Linked DNA regions of Homo sapiens: region 2 is linked to region 1. Evidence: read pairs that join two places in POLR2A ChIA-PET (ENCODE). Cell type or tissue: Panc1. All regions are shown on one strand. Each heading gives the region's core, and the rest is flanking DNA. Links, peaks and the distances in the headings are about the cores only.

What was found. Peaks named below come from ENCODE experiments on the same cell type or tissue, not always from the same donor. Only the 100,000 strongest peaks of a DNase experiment are listed, where the experiment ranks them.
Region 2: POLR2A ChIA-PET joins it to region 1 with 5 read pairs; 2 of 35 experiments call an interaction of 5 or more read pairs at or near these places.

The regions. Positions count from the first base shown.
Region 1 is chr18:26,387,079-26,391,474 of GRCh38, reverse strand. It overlaps TAF4B (TATA-box binding protein associated factor 4b), which reads right to left. Exons shown (of 15, transcript NM_005640.3): 15 at 1-1,630. The coding sequence ends at 1,463. Among named protein-coding and RNA genes, the nearest start is that of LINC01543, 34 kb to the left of the region's middle. In Panc1, for the core only: no CTCF peak of the experiment used is centred there; no DNase peak of the experiment used is centred there.
Region 2 is chr18:26,510,537-26,514,932 of GRCh38, reverse strand. The region is part of intron 1 of KCTD1 (potassium channel tetramerization domain containing 1); the gene reads left to right. Among named protein-coding and RNA genes, the nearest start is that of KCTD1, 36 kb to the left of the region's middle. In Panc1, for the core only: no CTCF peak of the experiment used is centred there; no DNase peak of the experiment used is centred there; H3K4me3 peaks cover 309 bases; H3K27ac peaks cover 3,618 bases.

The sequences.
Region 1 (4,396 bases), core at 189-4,188:
AAAAAAAAATGTGGCCAATTTAAAATTTACTATACTGTAGAATATGGCCATAACAGTCCCAATGGGAAGAACAGGATGAAGAATAACATACGTGAGGTGTTTTTTTTTTTTTCCTTCAATTCTTATAAGTATAGCATTTCCCATTTTTGAAATACCTTCTTGGAGGATTCAATCATTTTTTTTCTGTATGTGATTCTAACTACAGTGATTATTTTTCACCGGCTGTATTCCACACACGTGGAATTTTCTTTTTTTTTTTTTTAAAGAGGGTTTGCTTTGTCCGTCAGCTTCTTCCTCAGGTGAACACATATAACTTGCTTCTCATATTTAGAGCTCATATCCCCAAGAGTGAGATATTGACAGTACCTTTTAAGTACAGAATCCAACATAAAGTCCTATTGTTAAAAATTTCTCATCATCAATTAGGATTTTTTAAATGTGCCAACATGCTTAAAAATTAGGATAACTAAAATATATTATGACAGAAGGAACTATAAAAACTATCCTTGGGATTTAAAACAATACAAAACAAAAAATAACATTTTCCTTTTGAAATACTCTAATTTGAAAACATCTGGTACATTCTCCTTTCTGGTTGTGCTGTGATTTTTTTTGCCCATCAACAAAACATGTACCAGTTGTTTTGGAGTTCCGATTCCACCTCTTCCCCTCTTGGGCATATGAAGCACATTTCCTGTTTTATGATACCATTTTCACATTCCCCTCATCAGTTTGAAAGCAACGCCCTAACGTTCCTTCTAATACTTTGCACCTTTTCCATTTTTTCAACAAGATATATCAGTAGATTCAATTTTAAGGTTTCCCTGACAAGCATGTCCCCTCACTTGGTACCAGAAACGGCATATGGTGATATGAAGCAGAGAATTAGCAACCCCAGGCACAATCTATCCCCATTTGTCTTGTTTTGACAACACTGGAACTCAGCCGACCAAAGTCACCACAGTGGCCTGTCACGTACAGAGGGTGACTGTCATAGTTAGCTAAGCAACTTCTGATTCCAGCCCAGAAAACCTACCACTTTGGGACAGGTTCAATATAGAATGAAATAGTCATTCTTGTATTTTCTTATGCCTCTTCCTTTCTCCTGCATCTCAATGCATGCTGTATTAGGGAAGGACACCTCACCTGCTACAATTTGGCAAATGAGGCAGGTAGTAACAAATAGGGCCTTAACTTGCTTTAATTTAATGCACAGATAGGCAGATGCCTAATTCTGTGCAAAGTGTATTTCATAACTGATTTTCAGAAGACAAAGATGAATCTGAGTCTGTAAGAGTCCCATGAGATGGATAGGTAAGAGTTAATAAAGTTTCTAACTGTAAACAATGCTCTTTCATGTTGGTGATTATTTTCCAGAAATTGAAATTTCAGGACAGTGCAACAATGCTTTGTGTCTTCTTTGGCAGTAAATAGCAAGGATCTGGATGGAAGAGTGGAGTGGTCACTTCAGAAGGGCCAGGTATAGAGCTCGAGAATACTTCATCTCCCGTTCCTGTTCCATACAAAATATCAAGTCCCTGAGGCAGATTCTCGTGATTCTTGGACGATGCAACTGTTTGGTGGCTGTCAGGCTGGATGTCCCAGAAGCAAGAAGGTTGTCTTTTAAGCCCTAAAAATAATAAAAGGAAAAGCAATTTGAAATAAAAATCTTTCATAAAGGGAAAGCCTGTCAATTCTAGCATGTCAGAGCCCACTACCCTCTGGTCACTGGGTTAGGTACTGGAGATAATGTAATGATGAAGACCTAACCCTGTCCTCCAGCAGCCAATCTCAAATGGCCATTAAACCTATCACCTGACCTCATTCATTCTTTCCTGCTCACCTGCAGCATGGCAATAGCCTCTGAACTGGTTTCTCCATTTCCAGGCTCTACTTTGCTCCATTCTTTCCAGTGCATTGCAGGCCAGACTTTCCCTCTTTAAAGGTCTTACACAAATCTTTTGAGAGTGAAAGACTTGTTTATCACTTTGATTGTGGTGATGATTTCAAAGCTGTATGCATACATAAAAATCTATCAAATGTAGACTTTAAATGTATGCAGTCTTTTGTATGTCAATAATAAAAAATAACAATGAAGGCCTTTCACGGTTCAGATCCCACCAGGCCATGGTTCCAAAATCTTCAATGGTTCCCATTGCTCAGAGCAGGTTCTTGAGAACCACGCTGAGCACTTTTCATATATTATCTCTTTTCTATCATACAAAATTGCAGCCAGTTATATAAGCGCTGTCCCCATTTATCAAATGAGGAAACTGAGCTTAGATAGGTTAAGCAATCTGTTCAAGGTCACACAGCAAAGTTGAGCTGTGACTCAGTTTCTAATTTGACCTAAAGTAAGCTCTGGTTGGGCACAGTAGCTCACGTCTGTAATCCCAGCACTTTGGGAGGCCGAGGTGGGTGGATCACCTGAGGTCAGGAGTTTGAGACCAGCCTGGCCAACATGGTGAAACCCCGTCTCTACTAAAAATAAAAAAATTAGCTGGGTGTGGTGGCGCATGCCTGTAATCCCAGCTACCAGGGAGGCTAAGGCAGGAGAATTGAACCCAGGAGGCGGAGGTTGCAGTGAGCTGAGATCGCGCCACTGCATTCCTGCCTGGGCAACAGAGCAAGACTCTGTCTCAAAAAAATGAAAATAATAAAAATAAAAATAAAAATAAAGTAAGCACTCTTAACCACTGTGCTATATTATCCACCATATCACGTATAAACCCATCACTCTGGCTTCCTTCGCTCTAACCTCACTTCCCATTGCTCCTTTACAAGACATCTTAACTGCAGCCACATGGCTCCTCTGCCAATAGGCAGAGATTAGCAAAGAGGCCATTCTAGGCCAATCTACTCATCTTTTAAGACCCATTTCAAATGGGTCTACCTGTCCTTCATCCAAGGAAATCTCACTGTGGCAATTACCTTACGTTGTACTATAGTAATTTGTATATGCTCCCGCCACCACTACATACCCACTAGACCATAAGCTTTCTGAGGACAAGGACTATGGTTTCTGTCTCCTCTAGAGCTTAGCAGAGTTCACAGAACAACACAGGTTATCCGCAATATTTTCTAAACTGAATGTACTGGTTTAAAACAGAACAACATGAATTCTAAATGTCATTTTAAAATGATGAAAACACAACACTCCTGTAATTAAGACAGTTTTCTGAATATGTTTACCAATATGAATTACCAATATGTCTATATACTATTACTTTTAATTGGAAGAAAAGAAAAACACAGAACTCTCAAAAGATAATTTTGTAAAAATGAAATCCTTTAATTCTTTTTACCTTTGTTTCAAAACAAAATCCTTTGTTTCACAAAACGTCTCGATAGGACTGGCAACTCTCTTTTATCCACCCGAAAGACATACATAAGGAAAGATAACATAGGAAGAAAATCTGGTTCTGTTACTGTCCTTTTATAACAATTAAATTTTAATTACTCCTTCCACCTTTTTGGGTTTCTTGTTCTGATGGAGGGGAAGGAAATCTCTTAAGGTCTCCAAAACACCATGGTCAAAATCAGTCAAACTTAATTCCATGCATGTTCACAGCATGACTTAGGGGTACTTTATCTGACGGACAAATAAAACTTCTTTAAGAGATACTACCCAGTTTTTGAGGGACATGATGTCGCAGTCATATTTTTATACTCATTAAGTTAAACTTGTTCATAAGTATCCATGGAAACAATTTTGGAAAGTCCACGTTCTAAAAGAGGGAAAAAAATTGGTCTCAGCTGCCCAATTGTTCGGCTACTTATCCCAGAGCCCATCTACAGTATAGAGCCAGTCTCTCGCCACTTCTGCAGGGTTCTTGGTAATGAATGCAATTTGTACAAGTGTAAGCCTCTGGTACTTCAGCTAAGCCTGGCAGTGAAGCACTAGCATGCCACTCTGCTAGCATCAACACTCAGAGATGGTGTAACTCAGATGTAACTTTAACTATTGTAAATTATTACCATCAAAATATCTTCATAAGATTTTTGCGGAATGGGACCAAAAGCTCAGTTTTGTTTGGAAAATTGAATAAAAAGTACATATTAGGAAGAAAGTTACTAAAACATGTAATTGGCAGTGAGTGGAAATTTTGTTGTTTACAGGAGTAACCCATTTAAAACTACAACATATTTAGGCCAAGGCAAGCAAATCGCTTGAGGTCAGGAGTTCGAGACCAGCCTGGCTAACATGGTGAAACCCCACCTCTAACAAAAAATAAATAAAAATGAGCCAGGCATGGTGGTGTGCGTCTGTAAGCTCACTTACTCGGGAGACTGAGGTGGAAGAACTGCTTGAACTTGGGAGGCAGAGGTTGAAGTGAGCCAAGATCATGCCACTGCACTCCAGCCTGGGTGACAGAGTGAGACTCTGTCTTAAAAA
Region 2 (4,396 bases), core at 109-4,108, 120 kb before region 1:
ACTGATATCTTCTCACCCATCTGCTCCTAAGCAGGAAGTTTCATCAACCACTATCCTCTCCAAAATATTCCAAGAAACAAATCTCCTGTGCTAATACCAGGTCTGGCAGTTCAGCTGCAGGCACTATTGGTCCAAATAGGACGAATGTAACTAAGAACTGGACAGCCCAACAGCCAGAAGAGAATTGGTCTATATCTTCTGAGGACAAAGATCCCAGTGAATGCCAGATGTCACCTAGGTCCAGGAGGAGTGTTTCTGGCAAACTGCTAGGCCTGGAGCATGCCTATCAACAGGACACATGACCCATTAGGTCTGGGTGTAAACATGACACTACTTCCTTCCAACATCTCTCTGCCATTTCTTTTTTTTTTTTTTTTTTTTTTGAGACAAGGTCTCACTCTGTTGCCTGGGCTAGGATGCAGTGGCATGATCATAGCTCACTGCAGCCTCAAACTCCTGGGCTTACGTAGTCCTCCTGTTTCAACCTCCTGAGTCACAGACTGTAGGCTGAGACCACTACGCCCAGCCAGTTTTTTAATCTTTTTAGAGACAGGGTCTCACTGTGTTGCCCAGGCTGGTCTCGAACTCCTGGCCGCAAGCAGCCCTCCTACTTCAGCCTCCCAAGTCACTGGGATTATAAGCATGAGCCACTGTGCTTGGCTCTCTCCTCCCCCACACCTTTAAAAATTTTTATTACCAAATATATCTTTTGGAAAACTTGGCACCGATTCTGCTTACAAGAGATCGTTACTTTATTTTTTAAAAGCATCACTTTATATCATTGAGACAAATTTTTTCTCTGTTCTACAGGGGAATCTCAAGCTGCTTTCAGACTAATATTCTAGAACAATAAAAGATATAAATAAGTAAATGATACTCCAATAAAATGACACTAAGAATCTTTCCCAAGTAGGCATTTTGCTTATTAAGCACCATATTTTATTTGCTGTTTTCTCCTGCCAGTGGAGGCAAGTAGAAAGCAGTAGTGATTAAAATGTAATCTTCCCGATCAGCTAGAGCAAATGGTGTGATTGTTAAGGAATCTCCCTGGGTTAGCTCTTTTTTGCACTCATACTTTTGGAATGCCCTTCATTTCATGACCAGTTCTCCTTTCTTTCAAAGGCATTTTGAATTCCAATTCTGACCTTCTAAAATGCTAGCTTTCTTAAGATATTTGAATCTCTATGGCTTATATTTTTTAAAAATCATAGACTAGTAAAAATTCAGAACTGGAAAGAGCATTACAGAGCATCTGGTCCGACTGCATAGATTATAAATGGGAAAGCTGAAGTGAGAGAGAAAAGAATTTGCCAAGGCCACATAGCTCATTGGTGACATGGCTTAGGCTAAAACTTCGTCTCTATGTTGTTGCATCCTCGGGAAAACGTTCTGAGTTTAGGTACCTTACTCCATGTCAACACTGTTAGAAGTGCCACAAATAGTTTGCTCTTTAAAAGGTAATTGGGGCAAAAGTTAGAAGTGTGATCTTTGTAATGTGGAATTACTAAATATAGGTATGTCTTATTTAAAAATAATACACCCTGGAGGCCGGGCGCGGTGGCTCACGCCTGTAATCCCAGCACTTTGGGAGGCCGAAGTGGGCAGATCACGAGGTCAGGAGATGGAGACCATCCTGGCTAACGCGATGAAACCCCGTCTCTACTAAAAATACAAAAAATTAGCCCGGCGTGGTTGCGGGCGCCTGTAGTCCCAGCTACTCGGGAGGCTGAGGCAGGAGAATGGCGTGAACCCGGGAGGCGGAGCTTGCAGTGAACCGAGATGGCGCCATTGCACTCCAGCCTGGGCAACACAGCGAGACTACGTCTCAAAAAAAAAAAAAAATACACCCTGGATTTATAAAACCCAGAAAGGTGCATTCTTTGGGGTATTTAAGTATTATTTAGTTCTCAGAGTATTTCAGGCATAATTTGATTGAAAAAAAAAATTTTTTTTTGAGACAGTCTTTCTGCGTTGCCCAGGCTGGAGTGCGGGGGCATGATTTCAGCCCACTACAGCCTCCACCTCCCTGATTCAAGTGATTCTCTTGCCTCAGCCTCCCGAGTAGCTGGGACTACAGGCATGCACCACCACACCCGGCTAATTTTTGCATTTTTAGTAGAGATGGGATTTCACCATGTTGTCAAGGCTGGTCTTGAACTCCTGGCCTCAAGTGATCCACCTGCCTTGGCCTCCCAAAGTGCTGGGATTCCAGACATGAGCCACCTCATGCGGCCAAAAAATTTTTATTTACATGGAGTCTCTTGTCATCAGGAATTCCCTGTGCATATGACTAATTCTCAAATTAAACTTACAGACACCCTGAGGAGTTCATTTCCATAGTGCCCTAGCCTGGCACCAAATAGAGCAACCAGCCAACATTTTCTAAATAAATGAACAAATGAGCAAATGAACTTTTTATGAACACATTTATTATATAGAGTAAGTCATGTACGTATAAACCTGTGCATTTTAATTTTTTTTTTTTAATGCAAAAACGTCAAGCAAATGGGCACTTAAGAATCTCAGAGGAGGCCAGGTGCGGTGGCTCACACCTGTAATCTTAGCACTTTAAGAGGCAGAGGCAGGCGGATTGCCTGAGCTCAGGAGTTCGAGACCAGCCTGGGCAACATGGTGAAACCCTGTGTCTACTAAAATAAAAAAATTAGCTGGGTGTGGCAGTGTGCGCCTGTAGTCCCAGCTACTCGGGAGGCTGAGGCAAGAGAATTGCTTGAACCCAGGAGGCAGAGGTTGCAGTAAGCCAAGATCGCGCTACTGCACTCCAGCCTGGGCAACAGAGTGAGACTCCATCTCCACAAAAAAGAATCTCAGAGGAGGTTCCCAGAGACTCAATTCAAGTTAAAAGGAGCACATTTAGCTTTCGATACTCTGCTGAATGAGGAATTTCAATGACCACATCCAAGAAGTTAATAAGTTTATGATTTATTTAGAGGCCGATGTGTCCTGCTAAATGCACATGGAACTAAGAGTTGGGGGAGTGAATAAAGTGCCAATTCTCTGTGGCAGGGGAGGTGTCCACTTCCTGGGCCAGCTGGTCCCCGCCTTCTCTGTGATCACTGACCCTCCTTCTAAGCCTCCAGCCAGTATGTTCACCCCCAAACACAGACAGGGTGAAAGGAACAAGGCAAATCTCTCCCTCCTCCAGGGAATGTCAGAGCATGTATAGCCTAGTAATAAGAGAGTGGCAACCTTATCTGGGTACACAATGGCTAGCATGTAAAATATCACAGTAAATTTATTACTAGATAATTATAGGCTAAGCCACTTGACCTCAGAGTCAACTTCCTTCTCTGTGAAATGGTGATAATACCTAACATTGTGCAGAGGTTTCTGATTTCAGACTCGAAGGCCCTCTCTACATGTTAGACGCTGTTTCATTGCCAACCTTTGCTGTTGTTCGCATCTTCCCCCCACAACAGCGTGTGCAGGGCGACTTCAGGAAACACAGGCAGTGTACTTGGATAGCTTTGATCATTTTGCTCTTGCAATGTTTTAGAGCTGGGAATGGAGGGATCTGGAAGAGGGGGCAGATGACCAGATAGACCCCGAGAGTGTGGGAACCATAGGCGACTGCCCCTGTCTTTCAGGATCAAATGAAATCGTCTTCTGTGTCAGCTGAATACGAGCTCCCTTGACCTGAAGCCCATTTAATTTTCAGTTCCACGTGTTTCCTCCCTGGCAAGAAAATTAAGGAAAGGGAAGTATTATCCCTAAGTTTAGTTCCATTCTTGTATTTCTTTATTCTGACCTCTTAAAAATGTCAAAAATCCCTATTATGAAGGTAAAATATAGCACTGTGTCAAGAGTATATACTAAATGATTTAATTGGGCCATTGAGTGCTGTTTTTTCCATTTTTAAAATTCAAAAGTAGTAAATATTCAACTCTGTATAGCATAAAGGAATAAAAACAACTGAAAATTTTTGCCCATAGCATCATCACCCAGTCCTAATCCCTACTAATATTTTGGTGCATTTAATGCTAGAATTTTTTATTGTACCTACACACATTTGCAAAAATGACCTTTCCCTATAGCACTATTATTACTGAAGCAGCTCTGTCACTTTTAATGCTGTTTTAACTTTTTAAAAGTGAATAGTAGCTATATTTGAGCTGTAGAATGTATTTAAAATATTCTCTAGTGTTTTAAGTGTATTTAAAAATATGTAAGAAATCTAATTTAAAAAAACATGCGAAATTCTATTCAGATGTTATTTTTCTCAAGTTCATTTTCCTTTTGAACTAAAAGCAAAGAAATGTTGGCCAATAGTCATTCTTTTCATGGCCTCAGCTTGGTAATCTAATAAGGGAGCTTCTCAGATACATATTTCACTATGAAAAAGAAAAAAAACAAAAAGGCATGTTGAGGACACTCACTC